Linked DNA regions of Homo sapiens: region 1 is linked to region 2. Evidence: chromatin loops called from intact Hi-C (ENCODE). Cell type or tissue: PC-3. All regions are shown on one strand.

Region 1 (5,000 bases), 78 kb before region 2:
AACATGCCAGACGGGCTGAGGGGCAGCATTTGAAAGGAAGAAAGCAATAGAAATTAATATACTAATTGAATAAATTAGTCGATTAGCCACCCTAGCAAGAATTGTAGAAACAAAATCAGCTTTAAGAATCTTAAGCAACAAAGTATCAAACATCAAAGCACCAAAGATTTTGTGGTCAGAAGATTCCCTTCCTTCAATGGATTTCATATCAGAAGACTAGACTATGAAAGAAAAAGTTATTTCATTAGAAAACTCAGACACCTGGAGCCCTTTTATTAGCTGCCAAATTCGGAGTTAGAACTTTTAAAATATTTAATTGTATTGAAAAATATAATTAGGGCATTAGAAGAAACAGAGAAAGAAAGGTTTAGTTATATAATGAAAGGCACTTTGAAGAGAGTGCTAACAACTCAGCATAATATACTTTCACTAAAATAAAAAACTACAACACAGTCTAAACTTTAAAAAAGGAAAACATTTCACAAATTTTTACTCAAGTTATATGGGTTTGTTTGTTTGTTTGTTTGTTTGTTTGAAACGGAGTCTCGCTCTGGCACCCAGGCTGGAGTGCAGGGGCGGCGATCTTGGCTCACTGCAAGCTCTGCCTCCCGGGTTCACGCCATTCTCCTGCCTCAGCCTCCCTCAAGTTATATGTTCTAAACATGTCCAGGGAACACCATGCTCCTTTTCTACAGCATTCATCCTAAAAGCCCAAAGTTGAATGAATAAACTTCAGTGGTGGAACCTTGTTCCAGAAAATGAAGAACAGTATTGCTCTGCCACCTAAGTAGGTGATGGCAATTAACTGTCTATATCAGGGCTATAATTAAGAAACACAAAAGTCTGCAGCACCCGTATTTATTTATTTATTTATTTATTTATTTTTTGAGACAGAGTTTTGCTCTTGTCACCCAGGCTGGAGTGCAATGGCGCAATCTTGGCTCACTGTAACCTCCGCCTCCTGGGTTCAAACGATTCTCCTGTCTCAGCCTCCCTAGCAGCTGGGATTACAGGCGCCTGCCACTAGGTCCAGCTAATTTTTGTATTTTTAGTAGAGACAGGGTTTCACCATGTTGGCCAAGCTGGTCTCGAACTCCTGACCTCAGGTGATCCATCTGCCTCGGCCCCCTAAAGTGCTGGGATTACAGGCATGAGCCACTGCACCCAGCCTGCAGCACCCCTATTAAAACAAGGGAAAGCTGCCATCCACAAGCACCCAAGTCTCAGGGATCTGGAAGGAGCAGTACAGAGAAGGAGACCATTTTGTGCCATCACCACTAGCAGGCCATGATCTGGGCAGGCCTCCAAAGCAAACATTAACCTGGAGCATGACACCTGCTCCTTCACCGGCTCCAACACCTTCCAGACTAAAACAATAAGCAAATGGCTACATTTAGGTGCTAAAACAATATGCAAATGGCTACATTTCCTCCTAGACAATGTTTGCAAGAGTAAAGCTGGAAGAAAGCTTAATGTCAATATCTCTCACAAAATAGTTTCACTTTAGACATTTGGGAGAGTATACAGTAGGTGTATGAAACTAGGAATTATCAAATATTTCACTTTCAGCCTGACTTGACTTTGTTCACAAATCAAAATAGACTGTATCTAGTTAATCAAAACTTTACAGACTATCTAAAGTAATTTTTTATAGTAACAGAAACTTATAAGAGTAGCTATGTTATTTTTTATTATTATTATTATTATTATTATTATTATTATTACTATTACTGAGACAGGGTCTTCCTCTGTCACCCAGGATGAAGTGCAGTAGCTCACTGAAGCTTCAACCTCCTGGGCTCAAGCAATCCTCCAGCCTCATCTCATCTTTCCAAGTAGCTGAGACTACAGGCATGCCATCACGTCCAGTTAATTACTGTGTTTTTTTGTAGAGACGGGAGTCTCGCCATGTTGCCCCCGGCTGGTCTCGAACTCCTAGACTCAAGTGATCCCTCCACCTCAGCCTCCCAAATTGCTGGAATTACAGGTATGAGCCACAGCACCTGGCCACTATATGGTATTATTTCAACTTTTTCTTTAAAGATACCAGGAATGACATACTGTTCAGGTATCATGTAAAATATAAGAATTCAGAACAATGTGATCACTTATGGATGCTAAAAATTATTTGATAAATTTTTATATTCTGGCGGGGTGTGGTGTGGTTCATGCCTGTAAACCCAGCACTTTGGGAGGCCGAGGCAGGAGGATCAAGCCTAGGAGTTCAAGACCAGCCTGTGCAGCATGGCAAAACCCCATCTCTACAAAACAATACAGAAACTAGCTAGGCATGGTGGCACATGCCTGTACTCCCAGCTACTTAGGAGGATGAGGTGGGAGGATTGCCTGAGCCCAGGAGGTCAAAGCTGCAATGACCCATGATCTCACCACTGCACTCCAGCCTGGGCAATCCAGCAAGACCTTGTTTCAAGAAAAAAAAAAATTTCATATTCCTGAAGAGGGCAAATTCAAGTTATTTCCTTTTGCTTAAGTGCCATATTTATTTCCACCTTTGCTCACCACTAAACAGTGTCTGGCACACAGTAAGTACTCAAACATTTGCTGAAATAATTTATTATTGACTCATCTCACTATATGGGGTATGGCACACTGGAGGATAAACATGTACTATACTGGGTACAAACTTAACAATGTACATAGACACCATGCTCTGTCCCCACCCCAATCTGCCAGCCCTACTGAGATATCAGTCAGCAGTAGTAAGGGACTTGGAGCAGACACAATTCCTGACTAAAGATGGCAGGAGTCCAAGAGCCTTAACTGACCGCTCGTGTGCCATTCAGGCACACTGAATTTTGCTTCCCTAGAAAGGAAACAAATCAGCTTCACTCTCCTTTCTTGGGGCAGATGAGTGCCTAAGGCCAAGGGAGATCAGCCAGATATTAAATCAGAGGGAAGACAAAAGGACAGCAATAAAAAGCAGGATTCTGCTTTCCAAACAGAAAACACTATTTGCGAAGCAGTAACTAATATCGAAGATTTTTACAACTACTACTATTTTTCTGGAAGGAGATAGCTCCTAGGATAGGAAGAAGTATTGTTCCTATGGAAATGTGCTAGAAACTTGCAAGAAGAAAATGAAGTTTAGCTCCTCTTTAACTCCTTTTTATCAGTCACCAGCTAATAACATCATTAGTGGAAATGAAGAACTACCTGAAATAAACAGCTATCTACAGACTATTAATCAGTAATGGGAAAAAGTCCCCGAAACTTTCAAAGAGTTTCCTCCCTACTCTAGACACTATGAAATAAGAAAATAATCACTACTTTAAAATGACACTAGGCCAGACACCGTGGCTCATGCCAGTAATCCCAGCACTTTGGGAGGCCGAGGCAGGTGGATCACCTGAGGCCAGTAGTTCACACCAACACAGTGAAACGTGTCTCTACTAAAAATACAAAAATTAGCTGGGCACAGTGGTGCACGCCTGTAATCCCAGCTACTCAGGAGGCTGAGGCAGGAGAATCGTTTGAACCCAGGAAGCAGAGGCTGCAGGGGCTGAGATCGTGCCACTGCACTCCAGCCTGGGTGACAGAGCAAGACTGTCTGAAAAAAATAAAAAATTAAAAAAAAATGACACTGGAGTAAATTTAATAAAAGCAATACAGAGCATGACATTTAATTATCTTGACAATTAAAAAAATTTTTAAGAATATATTTCTCTGTTATTCGTGATAAGCTAGCACCAGTCTTACTACAGTTGGTCAAATAACCTATAGCCTTTCAAAAATATATGAAGAGGTAGATATACAATTTTTGCTAATTCTTACTACAGTTATGCGATTAGGATGGTGACTTCTGGTTTGCAGAAAAATGTTAAGCAGCAGTCCTCAGTCATTATTTGAAGGAAATACTATTTCTGCAGTCTAGAAAACACCATTACCATCAACAAGAAAAACTCTTAAAATAATTGAAGAACCAGCTGACGCCAATCAAGGAGGTTCAAATCAGGTAGAGTTAATCCTACATTACCCCCAGGCACTGTCATATCCATGAAGCTAACAAGTTTAATACCTTGGGTGCATGAAGGAATACCCTACAGATTTGTAAACCAAATCCAGAAGCAAACTGGAGAACAGGGAATGCCACCCATCCCTTGCATTGCCCCCTTTCACCTGCTCAGCACGCAGTCTTCCAGGAGGAGTAGAACGAATGTACAGTTTCTAGAATGAGAACTCTTACCCTGGCTTCGGAACTTCTAGGAGGCATGGAAACAGGTATGTATAGGGTCTCCATTTCTCCTGGAAGGCTTGAGGCCAGCAAAACTCCTTACTCTAGAAACCGGACATTATACTCTTTAGGTCAAGCTGCATAATTTCCAATTATCTGAGTTAACAATCCCCAGCATGATCATACAAACCCCAGGCAGAGTGAATGCTGAAACCCTCTCTGGGTGACACCTGGCCTCTCTGTCCACTGACGTCATTCCTATCTCATTATGTACTGCAAAAAAACATGGTGCACCAATGTTACACGTTACCTATGAAGACACTCTCATATTTTACAGGCTTTATACTGTTCCTCCAGTATCTGAAGTCAGCATATTGCTGAGAAATACAGAAACAGAAAAATCACAAGCAATAAAAAAAACTTGTATTTAAAGAGAAAAAAAGGCATGTCAAATCAGTTCTCTCCATCCACAAAGAAATAAGAGTAGGCAAAGATCAGAATTACCAGCAGAAGACTTTATCCCACTTTACAGCTTCCCAATAAGTACCAGTGGCATTTTTCAAATACTATTACACAGATTCCATTTCTATTTCTCCTTTTCCTCTTCTAAAAGTATTCCATATTCACCATATGAAACAAGGTTTTTATGGAATAAAACTATTCTACACTAGAAACAGTGAGAAGAATGTCCTGGAGTCTTCCTTGAGGGTTACTCTAATGCCCACCAATTCCTCCCTTTGAGCAAATTAGCCCGTTCACTTGGACCTAATGACTTTCTTGCCATCAGCAACAGAAAGAGTCTGCAGCA
Region 2 (5,000 bases):
GCCGGGTCACCTTTAGTAACTTCCCAGTCCGGAAAGCGAGCTTCTCAAGAAAGTCCTCAGCATTCTCCCAAGAATCAATCTTGTATGTTTTGCTGATATATTCTGGCTTTGCTCGTTCAAGTACAGCACCAATGTGGTCTTCAGGACTCTTAATTTTTTCTACTTGAACCTAAATGTTAATAGGAAATCTCTCACTTACAAACTTTGTTGTGGAAGCAGTGAAGTTCCCAGTGTCCTTTGCAGCACTATTTGAAAATAGACTTCAACATCACAAAGCTCGTGGAGATTGGCAGGAGCCTGTCTCTGACGGGGCTAGACATGGTCAGCTGCAAGGAGCACTGCTGAAAGCTGACCATAGCCACGGAGCCCAGAACTCAGCTTTAATCCCCACTCACCACAAACTAACTGTGTGGCTGCCACAGTTTAAACTTGGAATGCTTCATGTTACTCACTTGCAGAAATGGTTAAAAGCCTGCCCATCCCAGGACACAAAAATAATGGAATAGTTTAAGAAAGGAGAGGAGGAATGTGTACAGGATGTATAGCCAGAAGCATGGTCAAGGTTAAGTGGAACCATTTACAGTTTTTCAGTCGTATTCAGAAACAAGTGAGGAAATGACTGGGTTCCAAAATGACTCAACCCATAAACCCACGAAGACGAATTATCGCTAAGCATAAACAGGCCCTGCTTCCCTTTGGATCCTGTGTGTAAACTACAAACTCTTTTGTGGGATGATATTGACCAGATATGCCCATGGTTCCACTAATTCCTCAAACAGCTTATGCTGAGAGGCTGCTGTTCAGCATCATGTTCCTAAAGTTTGGTCAGACAGGCTGACCCCAAACTGCCTTCTTAATAAGTAAAAAGGAAAGGTATCCAGGGTTCCCTATAGAACACTCCCCCGCAAACACAAACAGCCTATCAGGGCCAAATACTCACAACTCCTTTTAGCACAATGTCTGTCTCGGAGTCCTCAGAGGGGTAAACCACACCTGGACAGTCAATCAGGAATATCCGACGCATCAAAGTAATATACTGCCAGACCTGAAGTCAGAAAAAAGTCAGAGATGTCCTGTATCAAACACTAAGAGTCTAATTTCACAAACCCCTGATGCTCATGTATGAAGCTGGAAAGGAGGAAGGGGTGAGTCAAAGAAAAGCAACGCGCTAAGTAATTAAGCTACTAACTCTCTCATCTGTGCCGTGCACAAGATACTTCCACTAAGTGTAAACTATAGTTTCCATCAGCTAAGAGTCTAAAAACAACACAGAGACAGGATTTCCATCTCGTATTGTGCAATTATACCCGGTGAACCTTTCCTGAGTTTTAGAAGTACTCTTGAGAGCTTAGTACTGCTTGACCTCATTGCCTTTAAGCAAAACCATGCTGTTCCCCACTATGTGTTCTAGGATATGACCCCCAACTTTCAGAACCTACCTTAAGTTTGAGGCTTCTTAACCCAGGCATCAAATATTCTTGGGTTAGTTTTGTTTATCAAAATAAAAGGCTGGAGTGATAATTTAAAACAGATCTAAATATGAATCACATTAACTAACACAGGCCAAAGCCACACGGGGGCATATAAAATACTCTCAGTCTTATCAAAGTGGGCAGAAACAACTCTGATACGTTCCAAACTATTATATGGTGAGCTAAACTCCTAGTGGTGGTCTGCATTCAAGAGAAGCAGAGAGAAATCAACAAGTCCTAAACAATCACTCTCTATGAAAAGAAAATATGCAAAAGTAAGGTCACCCTGCGCCCAACGTACCTTTGTTTCACCTGCAATGGGAGCCACGTTGCAAACTTTCTTAGAACGCAATGTATTTATCACAGAGCTCTTGCCAACATTTGGATAGCCAATGAACCCAACACTGATCTGTTTCTTGTCAGTGTGCAACTGTTCAAAGAGAGAATACACAGCACATACATGCAGTCATATATATCCCTTTGGACAAGTAGGTTGTATTACTTTGTTAATATCAAGAATACAGTGCAAAACTGTTGATACAACTTGATCTGAAGCCTAGATACACACCACCTACATAATCTGAGTAAGCTGGATACATATGCTTATTAATAAATCAGAGGTGAGTCATTTCCTCAGTCATGCAAGTGAAATTATCCTTGTATGTGTTAAGGTTAAAAGTATGTAGGTCAAGAAATAAAAGAAGGCTCGGCACAGTGGCTCACGCCTGTAATCCCAGCACTTTGGGAGGCCAAGGAGAGCGGATCACCTGAGGTCAGGGGTTCGAGACCAGCCTGGCCAACATGATGAAACCCTGTCTCTACTAAAAATACAAAAATTAGCCAGGCATGGTGGCGCAAGCCTGTAATCCCAGCTACTTGGGAGGCTGAGGCAGGAGAATCGCTTGAACCTGGGAGGCCGAAGTTGCAGGGAACCAAGATCATGCACTGCACTATAGCCTGGGTGACAGAGACTCCAGTCTCAAAAAAAAAAAAAAGAAACAAAAGAAGAAAAACAGCTTGTTAGTCACTGATTTAGAACAATGCCATCTATTGATAAAACATCTTCGGGAAAAAGAATATGAACAGGTTCATCAACTGGACAATCCCACAACTCACCCCCCCTTTTCTTTGCATAATACATCTGCATTTCCACTGCCAAAAATAAATAACAAAAGAAAAAAAGCAACCTTGAAAGTTACGACTACAGGGTGAAAGTCTCAAAAAGGCAGAGCTTGCTATCAAGAAGAGGGCCTACAAACGAATGGAGGCTTCCGATTAAAGATGGTGGACTGAACATACATGCTAACCCCGTTCCCTCACCAACTCCACTAGAATGACAGCAGTGGACATTAACACTTTTAAACCAATAGAACCAAACATACTGAACCAGAGAATGAGATGGAGATGAGACAACAAAAACTAAAGTGATGTTAAACAAAATACTAGATGCTTAAAAGTAGTATCAAACTTGGCCCATTACAAAATATAAAAGCTAAGTGGTTGTAAAGATAGAAAAACTAAAGATCCAGCAATAATAATGACAATGAATCACAGAGATTCATTGGGAATCACTGGGAATTGGTGGTAGATCCCTCTTAAGATAGGGCTGAAAACAAGGACCAGCAGATAGTCTGCCAAAGCAGCCACACTTCTCCATCCCCTCCCTCATTCAGGGTGGGCACACAACTTCTCTACTCTCAAAGAAATCCAGGGCCTATGAAAGTGGCTTTTGGATTTTTTGAAATGTCACATGTTTGAAAGTATCTGTAATCTTCAGACTTGAAAGGGATCCTGGATTTAGAGATAATAACAGTATTCCCAGAATGATTAATTGAAAATCTAAGTATTCAATAGTGAGATGCCCAGTCTACTATTCCCACTGAGTTCCCAGAACTCTAGCAGCCAGGATTCTATACCCCTAGAGCTAGAGATTGAAAGATTCTCTTCTGGGGAAACTCACAAGCCCAAGAAAAAAGACCTACAGACACTGGTATCTACAGGATGTCCTCCCAACAAAAAATTTGGGTCCCAGTCAGGCACAGTGGCTCATGCCTGTAATCCCAGAACTCTGGGAGGCTGAGGTGGGCAGATCACTTGAGGTCAGGAGTTTGAGACCAGCTTGGCCAACATGGTGAAACCCCAACTCTACTCAAAATACAAAAATTAACCAGGTCTGGTGGTGCTTGCCTGTACTCCCAGCTACTTGGGAGGCTGAAGCAGGAGAATTGCTTGAACCCAGGAGGCGGAGATTGCAGTGAGCCTAAATCAGGCCACTCCACTCCAACCTGGGCAATAGAGCAAGACTCTGTCTCAAAAAAAAAAAAAAAATTAAATTAAATTAGAGTCCCTATTTAATCACCTTACAATGAAGTCTATCAGTCAACAAGGCCACTCCATGGAGAAAAAAAAGAACCTATCAGCTTTTTAATGCCTTACTCTTTTTTTTTTTGAAACAGGGTCTTCCCTTGTCAACCAGGCTGAAGTACAGCGACACAATCACAGCTCTCTGCGGCCTCTGTCTCCTGGGCTCAAGCAATCCTCCTGCCTCAGCCTCCTGGGTAGCTGGAACCATAAGTGTGCACCACTATGCCTTGCTAATTTTTTTCTATCTTTTGTAGAGATGGAGTTTTGCCATATTGCCCAGGCTCGTCTAGAACTCCTGAGCTCAAGCGATCTGCCTGCCTCATCCTCCCAAAGTGGTGGGATTATAGGCATGAGCCACTCTACCTGGCCTAATGCCTTACTCTTAAATATAAATAGAGAACCAAGAATAAACATTTAAGTTGACTCTACTTGCGGGTCGAGGCTGCAGTGAGCCATGATCGCACCACTGCACTTCAGCCTGGGTTAAGACAGAACAAGACCCTGTCTCAAAAAAATTTTTAAAGTAAAAGAAAAAATTTTTAAGCGTGACTGTAGCAGAAAACACAAAAAAACCCACAAAAATTTGGAGGTAACAGAATCAATGCAGACAGGAAAATTTCAAAACGTCATTAATGATACTGTGACTGTGAAATAAGATGTAAAAGGAGGCAGAGCAAATCAGAATTCAACAAGAGCTCTCAGAAATTAAAAATTAAAAGCAATTGGCAAAATAAATTTTGTGACTGGGCAGCTGGATGATCAAAACAAGGAAAGTGGCCGGGAGCAGTGGCTCACGTCTGTAATCCCAGCACTCTGGGAGGCCGAGGGGGGCGGATCACCTGAGGTCGGAAGTTTGAGACCAGCCTGACCAACACGGAGAAGCCCCGTCTCTACTAAAGATACAAAATTAGCCAAGTGTGGTGGCACATGCCTGTAATCCCAGCTACTCGGGAGGCTGAGGCAGGAGAATTGCTTGAACCTGGGAGGAGGAGGTTGCAGTGAGCCGAGATCGCGCCATTGCACTCTAGCCTGGGCAACAAGAGCAAAACTCTGTCTCACAAAAAAAAAAAAGTACCCAGAAAATAGAGGAAAATGTCATATATGTACCAAAAGAAAAAATATATAGGCCAGGTGCAGTGGCTCATGCCTGTAATCCCAACACTT

Evidence for each region. Hi-C counts contacts between places; a loop is a spot of excess contacts. Peaks named below come from ENCODE experiments on the same cell type or tissue, not always from the same donor. Only the 100,000 strongest peaks of a DNase experiment are listed, where the experiment ranks them.
Region 1: it touches region 2 in a loop (9-fold over the local background); 2 of 110 quality-filtered maps call a loop at or near these places.

Annotation. Positions count from the first base shown.
Region 1 is chr1:37,496,722-37,501,721 of GRCh38, forward strand. All of the region lies in intron 5 of MEAF6 (MYST/Esa1 associated factor 6), which reads right to left. It overlaps MIR5581 (microRNA 5581), which reads right to left and starts at 4,273; the gene lies at 4,214-4,273. In PC-3, no CTCF peak of the experiment used is centred here; a DNase peak (open chromatin) is centred at 2,700; H3K4me3 peaks cover 656 bases; H3K27ac peaks cover 1,893 bases.
Region 2 is chr1:37,574,655-37,579,654 of GRCh38, forward strand. It overlaps GNL2 (G protein nucleolar 2), which reads right to left. Exons shown (of 16, transcript NM_013285.3): 9 at 1,774-1,902; 10 at 941-1,045; 11 at 11-169. Among named protein-coding and RNA genes, the nearest start is that of GNL2, 19 kb to the right of the region's middle. RefSeq lists an enhancer at 1,476-2,675. In PC-3, no CTCF peak of the experiment used is centred here; DNase peaks (open chromatin) are centred at 627 and 2,097; H3K4me3 peaks cover 420 bases; H3K27ac peaks cover 3,373 bases.